Regions from separate parts of the Homo sapiens genome. Here region 2 is linked to region 1. A link is a loop called in an ENCODE intact Hi-C map of the cell type or tissue named here. Cell type or tissue: dorsolateral prefrontal cortex. All regions are shown on one strand. Each heading gives the region's core, and the rest is flanking DNA. Links, peaks and the distances in the headings are about the cores only.

Region 1 (10,335 bases), core at 2,336-10,335:
ATGGCATTGTCTGATAGGGCATATAGATTTACAGTTTCATAGATTTACAGAAAGCTTTGAAAAGAAGAAAGAGATTATGAGTTTATTTTAGAAGGGAGGGAAGAGGGAAGGAAAAGGAAAGGAAGGGAAGGGAAGAAGAAAGGGAGAGATGAAGAGAGGAAGGAAGGAAGGAAAGAAGGAAGGAAGGGAGGGGAGGGGAGGGAAGGCGAAGGAAGGGAAGGGAGAGATATAAGCTATTACTGAGGATAAGATTTTCACTAGTGTCACAGACAAAATAGTTTGACAGAGCGGTAAGTGGTAAGTCAGTGTGAAGTTGACCTGAAAAAAATGAGGTCAAGATAAGGCCAGCGTAAATATGTTATACAGGAATATGTAATTTAAGTATTTTTTCAAAGCTTATTTAAAAGTCAAAACATGTGCTTTCTAAGTTTAAGCCTTCCAACAAATATTAGTACAACTTCTGGAACTCAATTTTCCCATCATTGTCTAGAAAACCAAGACACTGAATGAGAAAGCCCCTGAAGCCTCAATGAGCTCTGAACTTCTTTGATGTGCTGAGTACAAAAGTTACTCTTTCAGTCCCTCAACCAAAGGGAATTTATGTTTTTCACATCTGCAAATAAATATCCCAATTACAATTTTACAGCCATTTATCACAACTACTTGCATCTATAGATGATCAGTCTTTGCCTTTTAACAGTTTTCCTTTCATGCTCATATTAAGGTTGAAATGTACTTGGAATCTTTTGTGTGACTAGCCATATTTGTAATATGAATAATATAATCATAAATAATTAGAAATAATGATCAGAATTTATTGTGTCCCATTTTGATGATATTATTTTAAAAACCAACTCTTTTAAGTTTCAAATAAGTTGACTCATAAATTCATAGATCTTTATACTAAAACAAAATAAAACTCATGAGTCATTAAAATATAATTGAACAGTTCGTTAAAATTGACCAATGTAAGTTGATTTACTGCTGTTATAACAATGAGCAGCTGATTTTTAAAATTTAAGCATTGGTATTCTTAGCAGTTTTAACAGTGAAAATGAAATAATTATATGTTCCAAGAATTTCTATTCTATTACCTTGCTTTCTTTCCACAATTGTGCATGATTGAAGCAGTCAGCATTTGTAGTTTCCCCTCCAATGCAAATCAGTTTTTCTCAAAAATTCTGCTTTTCAAAGAAAAATAGGCATATTAGTTTAAATCTTGGGGTAGTTCAGATAATCTATCATTTCTTCAAATAATTGATGTTCAAATCATGATCGATGCCTGAATGAAGTAACAGTCTCCACCTTGGAAGAATAAACTCAACAAACATGATTTACTTACATTTTATTTTAAATAGTTAATCATTTGTTATAAAACTTTAGTTAATGAGGGTATTTTCCTGCCAATACATGCCAGAATTTCACAAGGTTTGAATTTAAGTACAGTGGGCCAGGTACATCACTTATTTCCATATAATAAGGCTTGAATTAAAGTTAAGCAGCCTTAATGAGACCAACAGATAGCTGTCATTAAAACATTTAATATGCACAGCTAGTGAATTCATATTTTTTCTTCTGGAATTTAACATCTAACTCACACATTATAAATATTTGTATCCAGCTAACTACATATTACATTATGACAGACAATTTTCTAAAGTAGTAGAAAATATAGTTAATATATATTTATTATATATTTATTAATTAGGAATCATTGAATGTAGAAATTATTTCAACAGTAAAAAGACTGATTGTTATTCTTGAAAAATCAAACAGCCAATGTTAAATTTATACTAACTTTCTTGTGTAACTTTTGGAAAGCCAAAACTTGTTGTTCTACTGTTTCTTCTGATTGGCAGGAGTGGTCATTATACCTTAAGGGCTTTTTTTGATGTGTCACCCAGACTCATTTAAATGTCTGAGTATTAGAACAGTGATTCTGAACTATGGCTGCATAGCAGAGCCCTGTATAGAGGCTTTTAGAATATATTACAGGCTGTGTCCCAAACTCCAGAGATTCTGATTAAATTAGCCTTAAGTGACCATTTTAAAAAGCTTCTCAGATTATTTCAAAGTGAATCTACATTTGAAAACTACTAAACTGGAGGATTTGGGAATAATGAAAATGCTTTGCTCACAGTACACTAAAACATTTCCAAGAGGGGAAATAGTATGAATATGACTATACAATATTTGACTTTCTCCAGGACAGATACTCATTAGCCAGGACTGGACTAGTTAATGCTCTGAAGTTCTTCCTAGTTATCTTATTCTAAGATATCATGGTGTTCTTTCCATGTTAAATGGTTATAATTTTTCTTGATAGAATACATAATGACTTACCAATTTTTAGAATGTCACTGTAAATAATATTTGAAGGAAGCTATGGGGAGTGCATCTCTTCTTTCAATTCATTATCTGAATAAGCAAAGTATAATCTATGGAATTGCATCAAAACACTTTATAAAGTAAAATGACATTAACACCAACATTAATATAATCAATATTGAGTCAATGTCTACTAATGGAAACAAAAGATAAGAGAATGATCAAAATTGAGAGTAATTAATCAGTGAATGCTTCTTGGAAGCACTGGTTTGTTCCAGATTCAGAAGGAAGTGATGAAATTCAAGTCAACAAAGGGGTTCTCTGTAAAATGCTGTGTTGAATAAAATGTGAATGAGCTTTGGTTTTCACTCTCAAGGCATTTATGATCTAACTTAGTAGTAGTTCTGTCTAACTCTAATACAAAATAGGGTGTGTTACGACAGCATAGAAGATAGATGGATTTATTCCACATTAAAGGACTGGACACTACTTCATGGGCAAAAGGAATTTGAACTAGCCCTTGAGATGGTGAAGGAGAGTGGTTGGGAGGACAAATACGTGCTTTCCAAGCAGAAATATTAACATAAGTAAAAATATGGCAGCAAAACATTTTCTGGAATGTTCAGGAAAAAGTGTACAAGATGAATGAAAACAGCCAGAAGTGAGAATGTACAACTGTGTCTGGAAAAATAGTAACCCAATTCAGAAGGCTAGAGAGAAGGGCTCAAGTGAGGGAACGGGAGGAAAAGAGGTTTGCCAAACTTGGAGGTAAGGCTTTGAAAGGTTGTGTAATGAGCTTGACATCCACACATCCAACATTCCTAAAGAATTCCAATTATAACTGAGACAATATTATGACATTAATACCTGACCTCGACTAGTCACTCGATTGTGTTAACAAATCTTCAGTTTGCAATGAGGCCAGATTGACATAAGTCAATCATTATAAGAAAAGAAGTCACAATGATCAGGATTTTATCTTAAGGAATAAGCTTGCAGAAAATCCTTTCACTGGAGACTGAGAGGCTGTCATTCAGGACTTCCTCAGCTTTTTCCATGGAAGAGAGTACCCAACTTCCTCATTCGGAATTTATCTACATAGGTTATTAAGCTACTCAATGAAATATTTTGACCAAATGTTTATGAAAAATTTTTCTGTTTTATTTAATTATTCTGCTTTTTTATTTTAATTTCAAGATCTTTTCTATCCTGATAGAGAAGAATTTCTATCAATAGAAAGGATTTCAGGAACCTTTCTCTATCCTGATTGCCTAAAAAATACACTGGAGACAGAAAAAAAAAATCATTGTATAAAAGGTAATTAGCACGTTCTCTCCTTTTTATAACTTTATAATTGAAATCTCATTAAAAGCTTTCTAGGTCTGTATTTCCCTAAGTGACCAGGTGTCCCTAATTTGTTTTCAACCAATGTGACTAATTCCAGGCAAAGACTAGAAAAAGTCTGATACCTGTTAGAGAATAGCAAGGTTAAATAAGTGGGGTGGCTTTTTTAGGTTGCATTTAACCTCGTAAAATAAAGAAAGGAAAAAAAAAGCTTCAATGTCTTTTTACAGTCCTGCCTTTTTCTCAGTCCCGGTTGAAGATTCCATGGGAAATGAGAGCACTATTTTGTTTCTCCCTTGTATTGCAGATAGGGGGAGGAGGTGGTTATTAGAGAGAAGCTCTTCCTCTCTTGGTTTCCCCCTCTCTCCGCCTGACAGCACCGCTCTCTCGCAGGCTCGCTCCTTCTCCTAGGTGATCCATTTCTAGGCAACGTGGGGCTGGTGCTGAAGCTGCCAGGCTCGCTCCTTGCTTCCTGCATCCCGCCAGGCGAAACGCTCCAAAAGCATCCTGCAGCCTGCGGCGGCTTCCCTCCTCTGGCCCGGCCCCGCTGCTCGCGCCCGGCGCAACCCCCCCGCCACCGCGCCCCAGCAAACCGGCTCCCCGGGCCCGCCTCGCCAAGCTGCGTTCCGCGCCTCACGCAGAAAGGGAATTTTCTCTGCATTACTATCTGCATTACCTTGAAGTTCACTTTTTCTACCCCTCTTGGAGAGGGCTTTTTTCCCCCCTCCCTGGTGGAATCTGGCTGCTCCGTTTGGAATCTCCTAATCTTTCCTTTCCACTTAGATTCTGGCAGCGAAGACCAGTGATTCTCTGCGGGCTGTAGGGGCGGGGGCGGGGGTCTTTTTTGGTCCGAGAGGGTGCGGGGAAGGGGGCACATCCGGCGTGAGGGGGGTGTTGGAAGTTGCAGCGGAGCTGGGACCGGAGACCCGCGGCCCCCGCGCAGCGATGGGTCTGATCTGAGCCCCAGCCTCTCCCCCTGCCCAAGAGCAGTAGAGGCTGGATATATTTTTCAAAAGCCAAACTGCAAACAACTCTGGCGATGCCAAAATTCCCCTCCAAGTGACACGGCTTTGCGAAGGAGGTTTCCTCAGGCTGGGCTCTTTCTGTCATTCCCTTCTGCCTTTCTCGGCGACGATAAAAGGCTTTGCTCTGGCAATAGGAATTTAGAAAAAAAGAAAAAGCTGCGCTAAACTCCACCGTGACCTCAAACTCTTTGGACTGTTTGAAAAAAAAAAAATTGGAAGAAAATCCATCCTCCAAGAGAATCGGCATAGGAGGAGATGGAAGTTTTCCCCTTTCTCTTGGTTTTGTCCGTCTGGTGGTCTCGAACCTGGGACTCGGCGAATGCGGATTCGATCATTCACATCGGTAAGAAAGTGTTGGTGCAGCTCGTGGTTACTTTTACCGTTTCAGTTCTCAAATGTTTCCCCTTCGCTTTCCCCCTCTCCGGTCTCTGTGTGTCTTGTTGGAGGTGGCTTCAGTTCATTGCCCCTTCCCGCTACCCTTCCCTCACACTTGCTCAGTTTTCTGAAAGGATGTGGATGCTCGAACCTCGACTGACTTGTGCTGTTGTTTTGCAGTGATTCGTGGAATGTGGCTGGATGCGTGGGGGTCTCGAGTTGACCTGAGTGTGAGTGTGTGCTGGGAACTGCAGGGGGATTCTAAGTGTGTGGGGAAAGGGAGTTTAATTGACTCTTATCTTCCATATTTTTTTTCCCGGATGTACATTTGCTCCATTTAAAAATTTATCTTTGGGGGAGCAGAGAAGCTGTCACCTGTGAGATGAAAAGAACTGGGCTGGGGGGTAGGGGGAGCTCCCTTCGGATCGAACAGGTGGTTTTGCAACGTGAGCCGGCTGAGTTCGCCGCAGCTTAGTGCGATGGTGACGGGGGTGCCGGATGCGCCCCCAGCCACCCTCTCTTCTCACATCTTCTTGGCTTTATGATCCTTGCGTGTAGTCTTTGAGACGGTGGCAGGAGGGGCTGGCGGCAGTGTCGCCAAGGACTGATTGTCGCGTGCCTCGCCTCCTCGGACACGCTCCCGGGGCCTGGCGCGGCGGCGAAACTGACCCCGGGGCGCTTGGGAAACGCGGGGAAGCGAATGCGCGCAGGCTGCTCCCGAGGTCTGCTTAGCAGATATCCGCCTTGCCTCGCCTCGCCTCGCCTCGCAGTCAACTCCGAGTAGCCGCGCAAGGCAGACAGCGAAGGCGCCGGGACTACTGCGGGCCGCGACTCTGAGAAGGACTGCCGAGCGGGCTCCGAGATGCTGGTGGCCCCACCTATTGGCAACCAGACGGGCCGGGACTGGCCGCGGCGAGCAGGGGCGGGCGGGGGGCTGCGCGTCATTATCATGCACAGCGCTCGCAGCTTCAGGCTCCAACTCTACTCACTTGCTAATCCGTGAGAGCTGAGCGGGAGACAGGCTCTTGCAGCCTTTTCTGCGTTAATGCGACGATTTCTTTTTCGGAAATTCGCTTACCGAGCCAGCAAGGTTTCTTTGCTGGGCTGCAGAGAGGTCCCTTTGGGGGAATTTTTCTGGGCACAGGACTTTTATCTGTACGCATGGCTTGGTGTTCTGCAAATTGAGGCGACAGATGGGTCACAGCTTCTCCCCTTTCTGTACCCCTGCTTCTCCACCGCACAACACGCATACACATACACACACGCACGTACACATACTCCTGGTAGGGGAATCTGCTGCAGGTGGCGATTGTGCCCGCCCAAGCGAGGGATTTCTGTCTAGCGTGCGCGCCCACAGTGGCCAGCCCCTCCGCTCCAGGGGGCTCCCTCTCTTGGTCTCAGAGGCTGTCTTTGTAAACATGTCTGCCATTCTCTATCATTTATATCAGTAGAACTGTCTGTCTCTGTGCAAGGGGTAATGAGGTCAGGATTCAGAAAACCTAGCGTTTGTGCATTAAGTAAGTCAAGCACTAATAGCTTGCCTGCTGGATCCCGTTTTGCCTGGGGGCTAACAGTGCCTACAGATTCAGAACTTTTCAGCAAGAAATTATGGTCTCATTGAGTGGTTCAGCAATGTTCTGATAGAGTTCAGAAATGAACTATGCTCCTTTTAGAGAAATGGCATACATTTATATCTAGTTGTAAATGATTGGAGCAGGAATGCAGATATATAATCATAATACCTTTATATTCATTGTATGATTAGGGATTTCTGATGTAGGCTCCTCATCTCTCAGGAGGGAAAGCCTGTGGAAGAATGCTTTTTTTAAATCGCTTATTCTGTGGTCTGCATGATAAATACATTATTTACAAATACCTACAGCTTTTGCTATCCCTTACTAGTTAAATATTATTTTGCAATGCAGTCTGGACATCTGTTTCAAAATAGAACAAAACTGTTGTATTTTTTAGTTTGTATACTGTTGTCTGTCAGAGTGGCTATAATCACATTTAAAAATTAACTGTGTACAAATTACAGATTTCTTTAGAAAGTTGGTTGTATACATTAACTGTGTATATCCTACTAACAGATATAGTTACTTCTGAGACAATTAATTTGACTTGAATATAATTAGTACATTAGATGAGATAATTAGCTGTTTTATAGACTACCTAATATTGTCATGAGGCTAGCAAATTGTTTCAAAAACTTTATCTTTTATAATATATCGAAAAACATTAACTCCTAAATTAAAAAAATAAAAAATGATGACGGGTAGTATGTGTGTAATTCAGTGCCTCCACCCCTACTCTCAGCAAAAGTATAGTAAATTCAAAACCGAATGTCCATATTAAAATTGTAAAGCACCAGTTAACATGAATTGGATTAGTTTCCTTACTTGTTTGAATAGGAAAAGAATTAATTTTCTTTAGGAGGTGTTGCCTTCATTTAAATATTTAATGTGAGAAATATGTTTCTGGGGAAATATATTAGTTCAGGACTGAAGGAATGAATGTGATGAAACTGGAGGGAAAGGGAATATTTCACCTCTAGCGATGGAAGGAGATATGCAGAAATGAAAGGTTTTCCCAGCCTCATGTGATGTGTTCAAGCAGAAAGTAGCTGCAATATGTAGTTCAGGCAAACTGGAAAGATGAAAAGACACTGCTCTAAGAGGCTTTTTATATATTGAATTATTTTGGTATTGAACCAACTTATATATACATGAAAATCATCTCCTTCTTTCTCTCTTTCTCTTCAGTTTTTACCTCATGCCGGTAGTTTAATAAGGTCAATTACACATTTTAAACTCTAATATGTTTTGTTAAACATATTGATTCACTACAGTGATGAAACATAATGGTTAAACCATAATGATTGAAATGAAAATGTATTTATTTTAGTCAAAAATGCACAATTTTATGATTACTTTGAGTTTCAAATATTTAAAAATATTTAATCATTACGTATATTTTTAATACACATCCACACACAGATACACAACCATATAGTATTTAAAAATGAATCACTTCCATTGTGATCTTCTTTGCCCCAATTAAAGAAAGGTCTTTTGACATATAAAAACTATGCAATTTTGAATTATGCTTCTACTTTGAGCCTATGCATTGATTGAGTAATTTCATCAGACCCACATTACTTGATTGCTTAGAAGTTTCCTAATGATCTGCATGCTGTAGGAAGAACCAAAAAGTCGTGAGTGGAATGGCAATGATACTGTGTTTTATGAGGCTATTCAGAAGTCGCTCTGATTTATGTAGCTAGAAAGCTCCAAAGTCTTTGAGATTAGCCACGCTGACTGCTATTTTCTTCATACATCAGTCGTCCCACACTCTTTACTCCCTAAACACAACAGGAGTTTAGAGCACTGCTTTAATTCAGCAGGGATTAGGTGGCATTTCCAGTCAACTGCACAGTTTGTGTTTTGCTTCATATCAACTATGGAAGATCTCATGTTTTAACAGTTTAATATATGCTCCTTTCTTTATCTGGTTCCTGTGCTCACAGAACTGATTGTAAATTAGCTGTCCTCAGTTATACATCTCTACAAGGGAACACTCAAACAGTGTACTTATTCATATATTATACAAATCACTAGCATATTTTTGTTGTTTTCAGTCATAGTAAAATACCTTATGTCAACATGGAGTAGAAAAGATGCATTTATTCATGTTTTTCTCACAAACAGATGATACTTTATCCTCTGAAATCATAATCAGCTGTGATATTATATTTGAGAAACCTAAGATAATCCACAGAATATTTTCACTATGAGAATGTTCAAATTAAAGTACAAAATCGGGTAAATAAAAGGTGTCAACACATTAAAAACAATAATAGATTGTAAATGTAAAATACCAGTTATTCTTACTTCTGCACTAAGGATTATTTTGACAATTACAGCATATAAAAGCATTCCCAGAAGATGTGCTGTTCTTTTACCATTTTTTTTTTTCAGTTGACTACATGATTTGCATTGGTTAATGATAACCCCCAGGACTCCTCAAGGATTTTTTGGATTGTGTAAGATGTCTCAATGATATTTTATCCTTTTTCTACTTATAGTAGTTGTTTGTTCCTGAAGTTCTTGATAACTGTGTAAACGTCTAGAATGTACTAAGGGACTTGGCTTTACTATTCTTCTCTGTATCATTAATACAGTTATTTGAAGCACAATTCAAGTGTGTATTAAGTTAGACAATGTTGTTATTAATCAAAGATACCAACTATGACATGACTAATAAGCCATTACACTAAGGGCCTTTGCTTTCTACGCCAGGTGAAATGTACATCCACTAAATATCTGTTATAAATTTTAAGCCAAATAGGAATAAAAATCCAGGTGATTAACTTTTGATTTATTAAAAAATAAAAGCCAATTGAAATTGTTAGGAGTGATGGAAGATACATTTTATTCCATTCTGATATCTCAGGCTAATTTTATCATATGGTAATTTTATCTTAAAGGGCCATTGCAATTTCAAAAGCACACTTTTTAATCCAGAAGTTTTTTTTCTTCACCTACACCTACGTATATGACTTTATTTTAAAAAGTAAGATATTCACATTTCTATTGGATCATCATGATATTTTAGATTACAGACAGCATATTGGTGAGTAGCAATACTTAGAATGTATTACTATAGTATAATGTTTATTAGAAAATACATTTATGGCCTATAAAGATATCTTTGCCATTAGGTGTCACTGCATTCTGAGCTGTATTTTTTTTTTTAGTACTACTTGAAAACCACATGAAATATTTTTAAAAATCTCAGAAAAAAATGTCATTTTAATGAGGTTTGTGATGCTGTAAGAAAATAGGTAGTTTTTATTTTCAAACTAGAAAAATAAATATGATCCCTGTCTCTTATTCTTGTAAGAATTTAATGCTAGGACATATCAACACACCTGATACCCTCTAAACAAATTAGATTGCTAGACCTAGTGATACAATTTTTTTTCTTATATTTAAAATAGGAGAGAAATATCTTCTTAAACTAATACTTATTCTCTATGAATAAAATCTAAGACACCTGGAAGGATGCAAGTGTGTTTAATACTGCTGGAGTAAACACACATTAGTGAATAAAGTAGTTTGTTAAGCAGCTTCTAACGGTGGTAGCTCTGCTTACCTATGGGATACTTGAGGTCCCAAACTGATTGTTGTTTTTGAGACAAAACATATGAAAATAGAGTTGTGGGGAAAAAAAAACACATGGACACAAATACATCTAAAAATAA
Region 2 (8,000 bases), core at 1-8,000, 160 kb after region 1:
TGCCTCCAAGAGAAAAGGCACGAAAGCATCACAAGCAGAGAACAAAGAGAAAGTGTCTTCAGAATGTAATTGTGATGAATCTATGCCTGTCTGTTTGCAAGGATTTGTGTAGCACTCTTGCACCTTCCCCCTTAAAGAAATTTCTCTACTACAAATTTTCAGTGCTTTGAAATGAAAAATAATTTCTGCCATTGTAAATTTTTTTGCAAATAATTTCAGCACCTAGAATAAGTGAAGTTATTTTTCAGTAAGAGTTTATGACATAAAGGGAAGTGATTAAATCAGTCATGAATTGTGCATTTAGAATAGCATGAAGGACTTTTCTTTCAACACAACTGATACGTTTGAACTATGCTGAAAAGTTCTCCTGGCTGAAAAATGGTCATGTCTTTTTTATTCTAAAATAAGAATGAAATGTTTTGTACCTTAAATTTTCTTTGATTTTATTCCAAAAATAAATAGGGAAGCTAAATTTTGCAAAAATAATTAGTCTCTATGATAGGCACGGTGAGAACAAAAAGAGACTGTGAATCAGATGATCCTAGTTCTAGGCCTGGGTTCAGCCACTTAATTAAGTCTGTGACCTTGGCGATTTCATATAAATATTTAAGTCTGTGACCTTTGTCATTTCATATAAATATTTTCATCCTCAGGAACCTTATCTGCACAATTTAGGGATTAGTCTTTAATGGTAAATTTTAAACTGCTTTTAGGAGTCACAGTGGCACATGGAGTCCCTTGAGAAGCAACCTCACAAGGGGTGGCCTAGGGTGCCAGGCTCCACCATTTTTTGTGTTTGTTTTGTATTCTGTTTCATTTGTTTGTTAAAATTCCCTTTATAATAGGTTCGTGACAGGAACAAACAACAAATTTAAAATTCTAGATTAAATCACTTCTGGGTTTCATATAGCAATCTTAATTTTTACTTGTTTATGGAACATGGGTAGTAGCAGATAAAGATAATTGTCATTTTTCTTATTGCTCTATTCACTCACCCAACATTTATTAAGAAGTTGCTACATGTAAAAACTGCTGTGTCCAGTGTTTTGGAAATTTAAAGGTGTCAGAGTTCAAAATCTATTCGGAAAATATCTAAGAAAAAAAGTCCATGTGATAAGGGTTACGGCAGAAATATAAATAAAATGTCCTTAAAGAATGTAGGTAGAGACTTCATTCTTCCATGCTCTGAGCAGGTAATGATCCCACAACAGGAGATGAATGCAAGTTGGTTTAAGTCCTATGGTCTCAAACTTGGTTTTAGAACTGAAGCACTTTTTATTTCAGTATCATTATTTTTTAAGCAAATGCCTGATGAAAAGTTATCTTTGAAACATTTTGTATTTAAAAAATTGTCATCATGCATACATTACTTAATTTAATACAGTACACTATTTTTAACTCATAGCAAAAGAGGTAAAACAGTAACTTAAAATTTATAGGTTGTAAGAAGTATGAAGATCATTGTGATGCAAGTATAAAAATGGAAACGTGTTTTAAATAAATCAATATTCAAATATGTAAGTCATATAATTGTTATAAATAATTTAATATACAAATACATATGCCAAAGTCCACATGATATATCCACTAAGACCTTAACATCCTGAAGTGTATTATATACTAGCGTAACATAATTAATATAGTGAAAAATGTCTGGCAATATGCAAACCATCCATAACCACTTTGTTTGCAATCTACCTTCAATATTTAGTTGGACAACTTTGGAGTGAAAAGTACTACTGCATGAGTAAAGAAATACAAACGTCTTATTATGTTGCTTTCCAGAGTCTTAGGTTTCAGTTGATTACCTATGTCAATTAGTATATTCTCTCCTTTCCTTTCTATTACCTTTCTTTAAACTTTGAGTTTTCTGTGCCTAAAAATGTGTATACATACATCTTGTCTACCCAAAATTTTATTCTGTTGTAATTGAAATATGTATTTACTTGTGATGGCTAATTTCATGTATCAAGCCTGGCTATGTCAAGATACCCAAGTGTTTAATAAAGCATTTCTCTAGATGTTTCTGTGAAGGTATAGATGAGATTAGCATTTATAAGTAGACTTACAGTAAAGCAGATGACCCTCTATAGTATGGGTGAGTCTCATCCAGTCAGTTGGAGGTTTTAGTAGAAGAAATCTGACCTCCATGGAAGAAGAGAGAATTCTGCCAGCAGCCTGCCTTTGGATTCAAACTGTCACTCTTTCCTGGGTCTCCAGCCTGCTGGCCTGCCCTGCACTCTGGACTTCCAGCCTCCGCAACTGCATGAGCCCATTCCTTAAAATAAATCTCACTATATATATATATATATATATACACACACAACTTTTTGGTTCTGTTTCTCTGGAGAACTCTGACTAATATATGCTTCAGGGCCCAGAAAGTGCTGACCATCTTATAATAATTTGAACAAACAAATAAACAAAAATAGCCCAAACCAGAAAAGTCACTCAATGTATATGTGATGTGATACAGTGACACAGATATTGAGAAGGCAAATACTGTGTGATCGAGATAATGGGGTCAGCAGATATTCTTCCAGAGACAAGAAGCACTGGTGTAAACAAGTATGCTAGTTAAATACTCATTAGTTAAATTTACAGAGGGAATTCAGTGAACCCTACAATGCTTCAGTTCTTCAGAAAGATTATCCAGCCTCTCTTTACTTCTCCCTTCCGAAATTTCATGTACACGATTCTAGATATTTGAATAAATGTTCCACACAGAACTTTGGGTGATGAAATAAAACCTATCCATCTGTAATGGAAGGGAACTGACTCTTACAATTGTTATTTCTGATACTGATAGAATTTTTGTCTCAAATAATTTTTACACTTACTGCTGTTGTTTTCCTTTCTGTCTTGCTCACACTTTTAGTGTAAATATAGTTATAACATATAGAACTGTTAGAATTGTGGCATTAGGTTGTAGATTTGTGATCTTCCTATATTTTTGATGAAGGCATTTAACTCAGGACTCATTTTGAAAGTCTAAACTCTTTGAATTGGAAATATATCTCCTGAAAGTTTTTTACTGGATTTAGTAAAATTGAGCATTTACCTCACTGTTTTTCTTTTTCAAAAGACATATAATATTTAAAAACAGTAGAGAATAATGTGGGGGAAAATGCAATCTAATTAGGTTTATTGTTATTACTATTTTGACATTTTTAGATCTCTTTAGAAAAAAATTACATAAAAGACATTTGAAGCTTCATATATATAACGCTAACCTATTTTCCTCCCTTCTTCCTCATATGTATCTATTTTACCACATATTTATTTTTCCATAAATTTCTGTCTATTGTTTTAATTTTTAAAGTTTTATATAAATAGTATATAAATCATATATTTATATAACTTTCTTTCTTATATGTGTTTTTTAACTGAGTAATGAAAGAATAAGTGTTTAAAGTAAAATATTTTATCAGGTATACTTATGAAACATCAAGTATACCCATTAAACTTGTCAACTTTTATCGTAGGAATGTTACATGGTAAGTCCTTAGTTAACATCATTGATAGGTTCTTGGAAACTGTGACATTAAGCAAAAGGACATACAGCAGGTCCTTGAATAACATCATTTTGCTCAACATCATTTTCTTATAATGTTGAGAAAAAGCATGGTATTTTTATACGTTGTTTTGCTTAAGTCACAGTTTCTAAGAACCTATTGACAATGTTAACTGAGGACGTGTTGTGTTTGCCATTTTTTTCTAGCCAAAAACTCTAAGAAACTTGAAATGACAAACCCTTCAATATGCTTTCTCGATATCTTTCTCATAAGAACTCAGATAATTTCAGTATAGATAATAATATAGCTACTTTCTGTATAATTGTGGATTTTATATGAGAATTGCTAATAAAATGCCTTTTTTTAATAAATAAAACCTAAACTTACCCTAATTATACTTTCATTTTCTTCCTGATCTCTTAAATCATCGTGGATTACAGGGTTTTGTTGTTGTTGTTGTTTAAATCTGGCATATGGTTACAAATATAGCCTGTGTGCTAATAATCATTTCATCTTTTTTAATATATTAGAAGACATTTACACAGTGGTTCTTTTCCAAGGAGAGCATTTTCTGCTCAGTTAGCAGGAAATGCATAAGTAGTTTTCCTAAGTGAGATCTTCATCAGCCTAGAAGTGTCTACTGCAACTTTCTGGGCTTTTAAAATCATACCACCAATTATTCCTGAGATGTTGTATTACGTCTTTGACAGCTGACATTTTTTTGTGTCACAGCTATTTCTATACAAATAGAATGCATGGAGCATTACAAGATATTTAAAATTGTTATGTATTCAAATAGTAATAGGTATTGTTTTGAAATGTACTTCTTTAATTCACAATATACTTCCTTTAGGGCACCTGGCCAGGGATTTAAAAACCCAAAGCAAACATGTTTTTGTTTCTTTCTAGAAAGATCAATAAATAGCATTATACAATTACAACTTACTATTCTCACATCGCTAAAATAGAAGTGTGCTTATGGCTGATGTCAAAGACTGTAGTTGCCTACGCATCACAGTCTCCCAAGGAGAAAGCTTAACCTTTAATTGTATGCTACTCAAGCAGGATTGCTGACTATCCTTATCTATTGAGGGGAAATAAGTAAATAGTAGGAGAGAATTAACTGCCTTTCATTCTTTGCTATCACTTAAACATATGGTATAAACAGGATTTTTTTTTGTGGCTGTTGATTTTTTTCCAGTGGCTCTTTGCTGGAAGCAAAAATATATTTTGCCTTGAAAATAAAGTTAGTGTTCTCAATTTGTGATAAAGGTCACTATTTAAAAATATTTTTTGTTGTTTTTGTTTTCTGACAACTCAAGCAGAATTGATTAAGGATAAAAAAATGGCTTGCTATTTATGGAGATGATTTCCTATAGTTTGTAATTTAATGGACTCCCTAACCAAAACACATTCCTAAAATAGTTTTATGAGTTAAAATGTTAAGTGATCGGTTTAAAAAAAAAGTAAATTCCTTTCTATAAGACACTTCTGAATCAATATCATTGTATTACTGAAATATTAAAAACAAGCAAGAAAACCAATGAGACTTGTTATACAGGTACATGTGGCTACTCAACTATATTGTGATGTCAGAGAAAGCTCCCTTTTCTATGGAGGGCCATGTGACCAGAAGAAATAGGTGCTTTCTTACTATGAAAGACACAATTGTCCCTTATTCTAATTTGCGTAGATATTTATTTCAATTTCCACAAAAGTCCTGTTTACATAAGAGACAGAAATAAATGTATAACATTATAAAGTAAACCATTGAATAATATATAAAAACAGCTTGAAGTTTTATATTATGACTATCACTGTGAAATGCTATCATTACATGCTTTTTGATGGCATGATGCTTTTAAATTGAAGGTTAAAAGTCCTAAAATATGTAACTAGTTAGTGTAAAATTTTTATTTAAAACTGATGGAGATTCAGTTTTTTAATTTCTGTTTCAGAAATTATCATCAGTCTAGGAGGTGTAAATTATCCTCTCAAAGGAAGGATTTTGCTCTTATCTATTGGGAATTTTCTTTAAGGCCTCTTGCCTGTAAAATCACTTGTATCTAATATGTGCCATTAATTATAAAACCACTCCTCCTATAGGTCTACCATCACAGAGTTTTGACTAACATTTTTTGAACCACCATATTTATTATGATAACAATTTAACTAAATTAGGCCCTGCTTTTCATCATTCAGACAACTTTTGGGAAAACATTTAAAAAATAAACTCAAAACTCCACTGTCTCTGAGAAGTTTAAAAACAGTGAGCCTCAATTCTTATGTCAGTGAAGTCAAGAGTTTCAGATAAATCTGTATATTCAATCCTGAGGTATCAAATCCAGTTCACTGAAATTGTCAACAGTGATTTACAAAAATAAACTGAAGGGCACTGTTTATTCACTTCTGTACTGATGTTCTATCTTCTTACGGTGTTTTCTCACAGCTTTTTTTTGTGTAGAGAATCTTGTATTAAAAGGTCAAGAATATTGGGATTTAAGCCTACTGCTGCTACTATTTTAATAGGTATTTAACTCCCAATTGCCTATATTTCTTGTGTGGTAGTAAGTGGGATACTGAAGTTAGATTCATTGATGTCTATGGACTTTGCTGTCACCATTCCCTATCTTGAGAATCTTATCTTCCCATCTCTCTGCTTCCTTTTTTCCCTTTTCTTTTAAACATTTTTTTTTATTCATTTGCTCTTTTTCTCTACTTCTCTTCCATTGAAATGACTATATTTTCCCTCCCTTTTAATATGCTAAGTCACTTTCAGAGACTCAATCCTACCCTATTCTTCTCAAACATTCTTAAAATACCCTTTTCTAAATTGTAGAGCATGTAATTTTCCTCTCATTTCCAATATTCCTTCCTATTCTATCATGTATGTTATAATCTGTGATGAGTAAATTAAGAATCAAGTGTGTCACAGCAAAAACCAAAAGAATGAGAAAGATAGTGGAAATAGCACAGCTCTGGTTAAAACTGCTTTCATCTTGCCCTTTCTCTTAGTAAAAACTCAACCCCACAGTATTCTAACAGGATTTTTACTACCGTTCTTTTCCTGTCCTAACCCCAATTCAAATAAAGACTTCACACCATCTCAGTTCAGTTAAAAGAAATACTGTTCTCTTTAATGTTAGAAATAAAGCTCTAGTCTTCCATACCAGAAGGATTTTGAGTAGGTATATTAACTTTTTGCTCTACCCACTTTAGAGTAGACTGGAAGTATTAGGCCAATATATGTTAATTATTTTCTTCTGATGGCAAAATAATATAACGCCTGCTAATATTTCGAGTGAGTTTTAAGACTTTCAAAAATCCTTAAAAAAAGGTAATACATGACTTCAGTTCAACTCCATAAAATAGCATATCCCAGCATTTAGAGAATCAAAGACAAAAAAGACAAGTTCATTAATCTCAAGCAGCTTACAGTCTATTAGTGGAGCTAGAAATATAAGCACATAAATGTTAAAAAGAATAATTAAGAAAGGATTTATAAAAGATAGCAATTATACAGAAAAATGTCTAATTCTCATAAGATAGTATGAGAGGTTTGGCTCTGTGTCCCCACCCAAATCTCGTGTTGAATTGTTATTCCCGATGTTAGGGGAAGGACCTGGTGGGAGGTGATTGGATCACGGGGGCAGATTTCCCCCTTGGTGTTCTTGTGACAGTGAATAAGTTCTCAGGAGATCTGGTTGTTTAAAAGTGTGTAGCGTTTCCCTCTTCACTCTCTCTCTCTTGCTCTGCCATGTGAAGATGTGCCAGCTTCCCCTTCGCCTTCCACCATAACTGAAAGTTTCCTGAGGCCACCCAGCCATGCTTCCTGTATAGCCTGTGGAACTCTGAGTCAATTAAATCTCTTCATAAATTACTCAGTTTCAGGTATGTGTTTATAGCAGTGTGAGAATAGACTAATACAGATATCAAAGCAAGTGATTCATAAAAGTTGAGATTCCTGGGCCGAGTTTTAAAAGATAACTAGGAATATCTCACAGGCAAAAAATAGAGAGTGAGATTAAAAAAAAAAATTCAGGCAGAGAGAACAAGTACAGACTCAAGAAAATGTTATGTAATTAACATTCATAATTGAATTCATTAGACACTATTTGGAAATGGGCTTACATATATGACAAAACTGAAAAATGGCAGATTTCTGATATGAATTATTTCACCGGATTGCTTAATTTGCTTTTTATTGATATTATGGAACTCATTACAAATTATTTATATAGAGCTATAATTCACAATTATATACCAGTAGCAATAAAAAACTAGTAGAATTGTAGATGATGTTGGCACTTTCTTTGTAGTTTGCTCAAAATTTTCATTGAAGAAGAGGTTACATTCCTCTAATTGTATTTTTCCTTTTAATATTGTGCAATTAAATGTTTATTTGCAGTTCATAAAGCAACATCATCTCATTTGTTTGAAAATCCTGCTTGACATGTTCTTGTATTTAGTCTTGCTATTAAATTA

What was found. Peaks named below come from ENCODE experiments on the same cell type or tissue, not always from the same donor. Only the 100,000 strongest peaks of a DNase experiment are listed, where the experiment ranks them.
Region 2: it touches region 1 in a loop (6-fold over the local background); 2 of 110 quality-filtered maps call a loop at or near these places.

The regions. Positions count from the first base shown.
Region 1 is chr4:92,299,705-92,310,039 of GRCh38, forward strand. GRID2 (glutamate ionotropic receptor delta type subunit 2) reads left to right here and starts at 4,262. Exons shown (of 16, transcript NM_001510.4): 1 at 4,262-5,040. The coding sequence starts at 4,953. RefSeq lists a silencer at 5,794-6,088. In dorsolateral prefrontal cortex, for the core only: CTCF peaks have their summits at 4,007 and 4,212 (motif pointing left); DNase peaks (open chromatin) are centred at 4,157, 5,037, 5,957, 6,357 and 1 weaker place; H3K4me3 peaks cover 5,352 bases; H3K27ac peaks cover 6,138 bases; H3K27me3 peaks cover 1,101 bases.
Region 2 is chr4:92,457,738-92,465,737 of GRCh38, forward strand. All of the region lies in intron 1 of GRID2 (glutamate ionotropic receptor delta type subunit 2), which reads left to right. Among named protein-coding and RNA genes, the nearest start is that of GRID2, 160 kb to the left of the region's middle. In dorsolateral prefrontal cortex, for the core only: no CTCF peak of the experiment used is centred there; no DNase peak of the experiment used is centred there; H3K4me3 peaks cover 1,946 bases.